Regions from separate parts of the Homo sapiens genome. Here region 1 is linked to region 2. Evidence: read pairs that join two places in POLR2A ChIA-PET (ENCODE). Cell type or tissue: endothelial cell of umbilical vein. All regions are shown on one strand. Links, peaks and the distances in the headings refer to the core of each region. The heading gives the core; the rest is flanking DNA.

Region 1 (5,383 bases), core at 316-5,315, 91 kb before region 2:
GGCAATGGGAAGCTGCCGGAGGATCTGGAGCGGGCGGGGAGGGGGGACATAATACTACTTAAATCTTTTTTTTTTTTTTTTTTTTTTTTTGAGATGGAGTCTCGCTCTGTCACCCAGGCTGGAGTGCAGTGGCGCGATCTCGGCTCACTGCAAGCTCCGCCTCCCGGGTTCACGCCATTCTCCTTCCTCAGCCTCCCAGGTATCTGGGACTACAAGCGCCCGCCACCACGCCCGGCTAATTTTTTTTTGTATTTTTAGTAGAGACGGGGTTTCACCATGTTAGCCGGGATGGTCTCGATCTCCCGACCTCATGATCCACCCGCCTCGGCCTCCCAAAGTGCTGGAATTACAGGCGGGAGCCACCACGCCCGGCCTCTACTTAAATCTTTAAAAGTTTATTCATGTGACTGCTCTTTGAAGAAAGGTCAGCAGTAGTCCAGGAAAGAAGTGTATGAACTACTAGATTGGGCAAGATATGAAGAGGCCCGGGCTCAGGCACGGAGACTATCCAGGCTGACCTCTCCCCTTCCTGGACTTAAGTTCTTCTATAGGTTATTTGCCTCTGAATCCCTAATGCAACCTAGTGCCTGGTACACAAAGGAGATGAAGAGCACTTCAAAAAGTGCTTGAGTGCACAAATGGCTACCAGAGGATTCTGTTCTTAGATGGCATCAGCTGGTAAACTCAGTTACTTAAAGGATAATGTTAAGCTGTATGCTCAGTTGCAATGTGGGTCAGTTAAATTTAGAGATGCTCCTTGGTCACAAATCATGGTTACATTGTAATCATGGCAGTTAGGGTAACATTATTATTTGTTTTTGTTTTTGTTTTTCTGAGACAGAGTCTCCCTCTGTTACCCGGACTGGAGTGCTGTGGCATGGTCTTGGCTCACTGCAACCTCCACCTCCCAGGTTCAAGCGATTCTCCTGCCTCAGCCTCCCAAGTAGCTGGGATTACAGGCACACGCCACCATGCGTGGCTAATTTTTGTGTTTTTAGTAGAGACGGGGTTTTGCCATGTTGGCTAGGCTGGTCTAGAAATCCAGACCTCAGGTTATCTGCCCACCTTGGCCTTCCAAAGTGCTGGGATTACAGCATGAGCCACCATGCCCGGCCCATTATTTGTTTTGCAAACGCCTTTTGCCACAACAAGTCTGGGTAATTCTGTGTATACAATCCAGTTCAAATCTTGTCACCACTACTAGAAATTAATTGCAAAGAAATATGTACTGTGTTTTTTTTGCCAGTAACATTATCATCACATACAAGAAGATAACGTATGTTTGAGAATTTTTATTGCTAATAAGTATCAGGCTTTAGAGATGATTTCATTTAGAATTGCCAATGGAATATTCTATTTATGTAAAGAAAACTAGTCTCATTTAAAAAAAAAAATATTTCCAGGAAACAACTACTCCTCTAGAGAAGTAGGAGTATAAAATTCTAGTCAAGAATATGGCTTTGGAGACAAACATGGCTGAGTTTGAGTACTAACACTGCCACTCTTGGGTAAGGAATTTCCTAAATTTTGATTTTTGGAAGATAATTCCTGTGTCCAGAGTTGTTGTGGAGACTGAAAAAGATAGTACCATTTCTTTAGGCTTCTCAGCATCTAAACTCTTTCTGTGTTATAGAATTCCCCATTTATGGGTAATGGATGGGACAAAGATCCTTCTACTTTGTAGATGTTGAAAGTGCTTAATACTTATTTTCTTGGGTACTTTATTTTCCTTGCAATGAGGACAGATCCATGTAACCTTGGGCTTCATCATTCAGCTGTAATAAAACCAAATTATGATGCAGGAACTAATGGCATAGGAGGGAAGGATCTGGGAGCACTCTCTAAAGGCAGCAGGGGTGGTTGCAGCAGTGGCGACCAGTTGCGTTCTTGGTACAGAAGTAACATCAGTGTGGGCAGCATTAACTGCATTAAAACTGGTTCTTGGTGCAGAAGTGGCATCAGTGCAAGGTGTACCATCTAGTGCTTGGTGACAGTGATGGTAGTTTCCTCATTGGCCCAGTTCTGTGGCATTACTCCTGGAAATTCAGCCAAAAGCCTGTTTCTCCAGGCTGCCCAAGCAAGTCTACGAGCATTGATTAAGCTCTTCTACAGTGTAGTCAGCTGGAGTTAGCTTCGGTTGCTGGAACCAAGAACTCTGGTTGATTTGGATTTTACACCTGTGCTCCCAGCACAGTGACTAACAGAGAATACTCAGTAAGTGTGGCTATTAGTAGCAGTATTTATAACAACATATTCCTAACTTCACCTGTAAAATGTCAAATTTTATAATAAATTTTAGTGAATTTGATCCAAATTTAAGAGCTATATTTAATCTTGTCTTTATTGGTTCATCTCTTTGAAATCTATTTATATTCTGAATTATACCTTAATTAATATAAGATTATTTCCTAGACTGTAACATTCTTGAAAGCAAAGATTGTCTTTTTCGCAAATGAATTATTTGCTGGCATAGAGCCTGACACAGGTGGACCCTTAGTAAATATTTGTGGAGGAAGTACATGGAGAGGTAATTGATGATATAGAAGTGCCATCTCAGGAGCATGGCTGGCAGACCTCTTAGGCAGACCTCTAAGTTGGCATTATCTCAGTGAGGTAGTTTGGTCCAGGATTGGTTTTCAGATCTATAACCCTAGAAACTTAATATTACACTTTAGCCAAAGGTGATCACATCACTCTCTTGGACATAGACTCAGACTAAGCAAACTCAGAAGAGACAGATGTATAAGATATAGTTATTTTTGCTAAGAAATATAACTTTGGGGTGTTCTGGAATGCTGCTCACTTACTCATTTAATAACTTGATTTTGATAAGTGTTTAATATGTGTCAGCTACTACTATGTAATTGTATAAACAGTGAACAAAACAGATAAGATTGCTGCTGTCATGCAATTTGCACAGCTGTGTCAACAAAGAAATATTTAATTGTAGATAATGGTAACTGTCATAAAGAAAAATATAGCAGGATAAGGTGATGAAAATTGTTGGGAAGAAGTGTGTACTATTTTAAATCGGATAACCAGGGAATATGCCCCTCAGAAGGTTACATTTAAGCTGAAACCTGAATGAAGTGGAGGAGACTGTAGCAGGTAGGGAAAATATTACATGCAAAGGCTCTAAAGCGCAGAAATAATTTGGGGGTTGGGGAGGTGTTGAAGAATAAAAAGTAGGCCAGTGGCCAGATGCGGTGGCTCACGCTTGTAATCCCAACACTTTGAGAAGCCAAGGTGGGCGATCACTTGTGGCCAGGAGTTCGAGACCAGCCTGGCCAACATGATGAAATCCTGTCGCTACGAAAAATACAAAAATTAGCCAGGCATGGTGGCACATGCCTGTAATCCCAGCTACTGGGGAGGCTGAGGCACGAGAATCACTTGAACCCAGGAAGCAGAAGTTGCAGTGAGCCGAGATCGCGCCACTGCACTCCAGCCTGGGTGACAGAGCAAGACTCCATCTAAAAAAAAAAAAAAAAAAAAAAAGTAGACCAGTGTGGTAGGCAGCCTCTAAAATGACTCCCAATGAACTCTGGGAGAGTGAAACTCCCTCCCCTAGGGTGTGGACTGGATTTAGTCACTAGCCTCCAATGAATAGAATGCTGTAGAGGTGATGAAATGTCACTGCCAATGTTAGGTTAAAAATGTTGGCTTCTGTCTTGAGCATTTTTTTTTCTCTCTTGTTCTCTTGCTGTGCAGAAAAAGATTAACATAGCAGAACCGAGACTGCTATCCTTAGAAATGCCAGCTTGTAAGGTTGGCCATTGGCTGGCATCTGGGAACTTGACAGGTAAATAGGTCCCTATGCTAATATAACTCTCCCTAAATGATGAGGGAGGCTCACTATGCCTAGACTGTTTGTGCAAACAATATGGCTTATGCTGAATACCCGCTTTCTTCCCAGAAATCTGGAATTTTGGCATGAGTGAGGCACAGGGTGCTTGTGTGACTAGCCTATGACAAGACCTTTGGTTGCTGAGTTTTAATAGGCTTCTTTGGACAGAAGCATCACACAAACATTTCTGCATTTTTGTTGCTGGGAGAAGAATGTGATCTGTGTGAGCTCTTGTGGAATGTGAGAGCATAAGGGAGCCTGCAAATGGATCCGTGCAGACTCTGCTGGGGCCTGCTTCCTTTGTAATCTGGCTGTTTATCTTTACTATACTGCTTTAATAAATCCTAGTGTGAGTGCAACTTATGAGGAGTCCTATGAGTCCTTCTAGCTCATTTCTTAATGTGGGGGTGGTCCTGGGGACCCCAGACACACTTACTCTGATGAAGCAAGCTGCCACAAGCCATCCTGTGGAGTGGTCCACACGGCAAGGAACTGAGGGAGGCCTCTGGCCTACAGCCAGCAAGAGGGAGCTGAGGCGTTCAGTCCAACGGCCATATGGAAAAAAGGTCCACTTAAGTGAGCTTGGAAGTGAGTCCTCCCCCTGTTGGGCCTTCAGATGAGACTGCAGTCATGGTCAACTCCTGGTCTGCAGCCTTGTGAGAGACTTCGAGCCAGAGGCACTGCCTAAACTGGGCCTAGATTCCTGGCCTATAGAAACTGTGAGAGAATAAGTGTTTGTTGCTTTTAGCCTGTAAGTTGAGGAGTAATTTCTTATGCAGCAATAGGTAACTAATACAACCAACAGGGCTAGAATATAGGGGGTAACGGGAATGTGATAGGTGGTGGCCACAGAGTGGTAGACAGGGCGCAGATCGTATACGACCTTGAAGCTTATGGTAAGGATTTGGATTTTCTTCCATTGAAGGATTTGGAATAGGGAAATCTGGTTAGCACATTGTCTTCTTTAGACCACAGGTTTTCAACCCTGGCTGCATTTTAGAACCACTCAGGGAGCTTTTTAAAAATACCTATGCCACACCCCACCCTCAGAGATTCTGGCTCCGTTGGCCCTGGGAGAGGCTCCAGTGTTATTATTTTTTAAAAGCTCCCCAGGTAATTCTGATGGACAGCTCCAGCTGAGAATGAGATGTGCTTTAGGGTAGCAAACCTATGTGGAAAACCAGAGAGGATTGCTCAGAACAAAGGGAGAGAGTCACATATTTTCAATACTGAATTATTACATTAAATTAAGCAGGCCTGATATATCTAGGATGGCGTGCTCTTCTGTGTTCAGTGCTGGAGAAATAGTCACAATTGCTAACCCCTGGATTTTCCCTTTCTGCGATAACTGTCATCCATCTGTTCTTTTCACACAAGGTACAAGACTGTGGATTCAGCTTTAATTTTAAAGACACCAACACAGTCATACAAATATAAATCTTTGGCCTTCAACTCTTTCGATAAATTCCAACCAGTGGCGACTGAAAGAGTCTTTTGTCCTACATTTCCCCAAAAAAGGGGAACAAAATTAATTTT
Region 2 (5,383 bases), core at 234-5,233:
TGTGATTTTTCAATATAATCAACTTGAGCATCTGTCTACTAGGTACGTAGCATTGTGTTAGGTTATATGGGTTAAAATAACATAAAAAAGATAGCATATGTTTTCCAGAAGGTAAATAACTAGTTGGGAAGTTGTAGGCACGTGAAACACTGGACGATTCAAATAAGTACTGAATTAAGTAATGTAGCTTGTAAGTGGTGTCAGATTCCTGTCATTTAGAGTGGTTAGAAGAAAGGCTTCCGTAGAGGGACAGAGACCATATGTTGGTCTACTGGTCCAGCAGACTAGCCATGACCAGCTTCCATTTTACCTACTAGTACATCCTCAGTAAGTCATCTCAGCTCTTTGATAGAATGAGATCACAATATCCCCTTCTGCCACAGTATCACAGGGGCTATTTCAGAACCATCTGACTCAGAGCTTTGAACTGGATTGCCTAGATTATCTAGGGCTTTCATCTCTTTCTTTCTTCCTTTTTTCTCTATTTCAAAACTTCTGCTATTGCCTTTTTTTCTCATTTTCGTCTCTCTTTTTATGGTAACGTTTTTTATTTCACATTCATTTTATTATTTCTGATGATTTCTGTTTGAATATTAAATCAAACTATTGCTATTATCTACTGTCCTCACAGATTTCATAAAATCTACTTTTTGAAGCTTTTGGTTTTTTGCTTTAGTTTGAGATGGAGTTGCGCTCTTGTTGCCCAGGCTGAAGTGCAATGACGTGATCTCGGCTTACTGCAACCTCAGCCTCCTGCGTTCAAGCGATTCTCCTGCATCAGCCTCCCGAGTAGCTGGGATTACAGGTGCCTGCCACCACACGTGGCTAATTTTTTGTATTTCTAGTAGAGATGGGGTTTCACCATGTTGGCCAGGCTGGTCTGGAACGCCTGACCTCAGGTGATCCACCCGCCTCGGCCTCCCAAACTGCTGGGGTTACAGGCATGAGCCACCATGCTCGGCCATGAAGCTGTTCTTTAGTGAAAAGAATTTTGCCATTTTCTATTACTTTTTGCCCTATTATGTATATATTATATGTGTGTGTGTATATATATGTATTTGTACACATATAAGGTAATTCATTTGCTTTCAGAAAGCAGATACAAAATGACTTTGAAAGTTGTTTTTCTTCCCATAGGTTACCTGCAACTCTTTTCCTTCAAAGCACTTCTTTATGCAGTCACTAGGATTTGATGCCTTTTAAAAAATTCAGCAAAAATGTTATAGGTCATATAATAATAATCTAGATTTTAAAATAATGTATATTTTAAAATACTATATATTAAGCTTAGTAACTACTATGCTTAGTATAGTGACCACTGTTAAGCCCAGTAACCACTGAGCATTACTATTAAGCTTAGTAATCACTGAGTCAATAGATATAAAATTAAAATGTGATTAATTGGTGAGACTTCATGGATTGTGCTCAAAGCCAGAGTTGAAAATTACTGACCAAAAAATTGTTCTGGTTTTGAGAAATGTCATTTTCCTGATTCGGCTTGTTTTATTTTGTTCATTATTTTTATTTAATTTGGGAGGATCTCAAAAGTATTTATTAAGAGTGGACTGTGGAGTTGGTGGATATAAGAGTATATAGGTTAAAAGTGAGCAATGGTGTTAGGATTCAAATCTCAATTCTGCTCACTAGCTTGCAATCCTGGGCACGTTATTGAACTCTGCATCCCAATTTTCCAAACTAAAATGGGGGTATAATAACACCTACTTTATGAGGCTGTTGTGAGGATTAAGTGAGATAATACATGTGAAGTTCTGTGTCTGGCACTTAGTAAACAACAATAAGTGTTGGCTATTAATATTGTGGTAAAAAGTAGTACCTCAAATTGATAAACAATTGTAGTATGCATATATTAGAGTGGCTAAAATAATTAGTATTGGTTGTCTCTGGGGATTGAAGAGAAGATGGGCAGAGGACTTCTTATTATAAGCCCTTTTGCCCTATTTGATGTTTTTAAAGACGTGTGCTTTGCTACAAGGGAGTGTTTATTGAGAATCCAAGTATGGTCTTGACCCTTTGCTAGGCTCCGAAGTAATAACATTTACAAAATAACACATTGTAAAATGATGTAAGATTAACTGTAGACCTTCAGATACCTCAGGATAGATGAGGGAGAGTGTGTCTGTGTGTATTTTTTAAAATTAGAAATGATTCGTGGTCCTCCTTTCCTCCTAGAGAGGGTTGTAAGGGTATGTTAAGGTAGTCAGCATTGAACAGTTAAGGTGTCTTAAAATGCAGTGTGCTGGCCGGGCTTGGTGGCTTACGCCTGTAATTGCGGCACTTTGGGAGGCTGAGGCTGGCAGATCTCCTGAGGTCGGGAGTTCGAGACCAGCCTGACCAACATGGAGAAACCCCGTCTCTACTAAAAATAAAAAATTAGCCGGGCATGGGGGTGCATGCCTGTAATCCCAGCTACTCGGGAGGCTGAGGCAGGAGAATCGCTTGAACCTGGGAGGCAGAGGTTGTGAGCTAAGATCGTGCCATCCTGCCTGGGCAATGAGCAAAACTCCATCTCAAAAAAAAAAAAAAAAAAAAATGCAGTTTGCTTTTAACAGAACCCACAACAATTACATAATCCGAAAAGATGTTTCACTATTAAGGTTATGTAAAATTCTCTTTCAGCGCATTATCTGATTATAGTATTATTTTATGAATAGATTTTATTACAGATGGATAATTTAAGAGTAAAATCAAATATTTTAATTTTGGAATTTGAAAAATAATGATTCAAGACAATATTATATTTATAAAATACATAAAATTTGACCCAGTGGAATAATTATTTAGACCTAGGATAAAATATCTTCTTTTAAAATTTTCTTAAAGTGGAGCCACAGGCAGCTAATTTGAAAGTACAGTGAAACTTCAGCCTTCTGTGAATGAGATACTGTGAACTTAGTATCCTGAGTTACAGAGAATTAAACAATACTTTTTTGTTTTTGTTTCAATTCCTGTTGCAAATTTGCCAAATTATTTTCTAGGGTTAATACATACTAAACATAATAGAATCTTTCTTTGATAAATTAGAACATTATAGTGTCCTAGGATCATCTTTCTGATTATCGGTGATACTGTTAGGGATATGAAGATTATAACATTAACAGTACCTGAGACATTTTTTGTGTATATATGTCAGATGGCTTGCATTTTTATCAGTTGTTGTATTCTAGAAAAAAATGAAGTGAAAAATTACTTCTGATTGAGATGTTAGTATACCCTACCCTTGTTTAGTTTTTAAGAATAATTTTTCAATTATGAATACTCATTAATTTTTGAAGGATTTAATGAGGTATGAACAAAACTGGTGGTTACCAAAACTATCCCTATTCTCATGAAAAAAAAAAAAGTTCTTTGAGTTGAAGACAGAAGTTTCTTGTTGTGTAAGGATCCTCTTGTTGCAGATGTCAACAATCTTGTCTGAAACATAGTTGGGCAAAAAGGGGAATTTACTGTCTCAGATAACCTAAACTCAGGATGCAAGGATGCAGTTGAAATCAAACACAACTGGAACCTGAGCTGAGAATGCCACCAAAACTCTCTTATCTCTCCTCCTCTCTCCCTTTCAGCTTCATTTTCTCCAAATGCAGACCAGCTTCTTTCTTCCATGTAGCCGGGACATAGATGCCAGCAAATTATAAGTATGAGCTAGGCACTATCCTAAACAATTTTGCATGTATATTCATTCATTTAATCCTCACAGCTTTTTATACCTATTTTACAAATGAGGAAACAGAGGTATAGAGAGGTTAAGTAGTAATCCAGGTTGCCTGTTTTTATAGCACAATACAGTATGATAGAGATGATAGAGTTGGATTTGCTAGGCACTAGCTAGCTGTGGTTACAAATGGTCTCATTTGTGTTTTGTTTTTGAATTTTTTGAACAGACTTAATTTTTTAAGAGCAGTTTTATATTGGTAGCAAAATTGAGCAGAAAGTACGAAGAGTTCCCATATGCTCCCTGCCTGTACACATGCATAACCTCCCTCAGTATGGACATTCTACACTAGCGTGGTACACTTGTTATGGTAGATGAACCTACATTGATGCATCATTATCACCCAAAGGCCATAGTTTACATTAGGGCTCACTCTTCGTGTTGTGTATTCTATGGTTCTTAACACTTGTTTTTTTTTTTTTTTTTTGAGACGGAGTCTAGCTTTGTCGCCAGGCTGGAGTGCAGTGATACAATCTCAGCTCACTACAACCTCTGCCTCCCAGGTTCAAGCAGTTCTTCTGCCTCAGCCTCCTGAGTAGCTGGGATTACAAGCACGTGCCACCATGCCCAGCTAACTTTTGTATTTTTTTTTTTTTTTTTAGTAGAGACAGGGTTTCACTATGTTACCCAGGATGGTCTCAATCTCCTGACCTCGTGATCCACCCGCCTCGGCCTCCCAAAGTGCTGGGATTACAGGCGTGAGCCACCGCGCCCGGCCTTAACGCTTGTTTTTGTTTCTTTGGGAGAGGGATGGAGTTTTGCTCTTGTTGCCCAGGCTGGAGTGCAATGGCGTGATTCTTGGCTCACTGCAACTTCGCCTCCTGGGTTCAAGCAATTCTCCTGCCTCAGCCTCCCTCCCGAGTACCTCTACAAGCACGTGCCACCACGCCCTGCTCATTTTTTGTATTTTTAGTAGAGACGGGATTTCACCATGTTGGCCAGGCTGGTCTTGAACTCCTGACCTCAGGTGATCTGTCTGCCTCGACGTCTCAAAGTACTGGGCTTACAGGTGTCAGCCACTGCACCCGGCGAGGTTCTTAACACTTGTAAGAGTAATGTGTGTCCGCCATTATGTTGTCATGTAGAATAGTTCCATGGCCTTAAAAATCTTTGTTCTGCCTGTTCATATGTCCTTCCCACCAATCCCTGATTTTTTTTACTGTCTCTTTAGTTTTGTTTTTTCCAGAGTATCTTATAGTTGGAATCATGCAGTATGTTGCCTTTTGGATTGGCTTCTTTGACTTAGTAATATTCATTTAAAGTTCCTCCATGTCTTTTCATGGCTTCATAGCTCGTTTCTTTTTAGTGCTGAATAATATTTTATTTTCTGGGTGTATCAAATCCATTCACCCACTGAAGGACGTCTTATTGCTTCCAAGTTTTGTTCATTTACTTTTCACAGTAGTTCTGCAAAGTGTATATGTTGAGCTGTTTACAGATTAGGAAACAGATTCAAGAGAGGTGAAGTAGTTTACTCAGGTTCACATCATTAGAAAGTTGGCATAGTTTATATTAGAACCTAAACTCTGACTCCCAAGCCCATAATCCTTATATGTACTTTGCTGTATACATGAATAGGTCAAAATACAATTTATTTTTTACTTATTTTTTACAATATAGTAGAAAAACTTTATTAGAGTTAACTATCAGTTC

Evidence for each region. ChIA-PET counts read pairs that join two places held together with the same protein. Peaks named below come from ENCODE experiments on the same cell type or tissue, not always from the same donor. Only the 100,000 strongest peaks of a DNase experiment are listed, where the experiment ranks them.
Region 1: POLR2A ChIA-PET joins it to region 2 with 7 read pairs; 10 of 35 experiments call an interaction of 5 or more read pairs at or near these places.

The regions. Positions count from the first base shown.
Region 1 is chr12:76,677,093-76,682,475 of GRCh38, forward strand. No RefSeq gene overlaps it. Among named protein-coding and RNA genes, the nearest start is that of ZDHHC17, 84 kb to the right of the region's middle. In endothelial cell of umbilical vein, for the core only: no CTCF peak of the experiment used is centred there; a DNase peak (open chromatin) is centred at 2,899.
Region 2 is chr12:76,768,397-76,773,779 of GRCh38, forward strand. The region is part of intron 1 of ZDHHC17 (zDHHC palmitoyltransferase 17); the gene reads left to right. Among named protein-coding and RNA genes, the nearest start is that of ZDHHC17, 7.0 kb to the left of the region's middle. In endothelial cell of umbilical vein, for the core only: no CTCF peak of the experiment used is centred there; no DNase peak of the experiment used is centred there.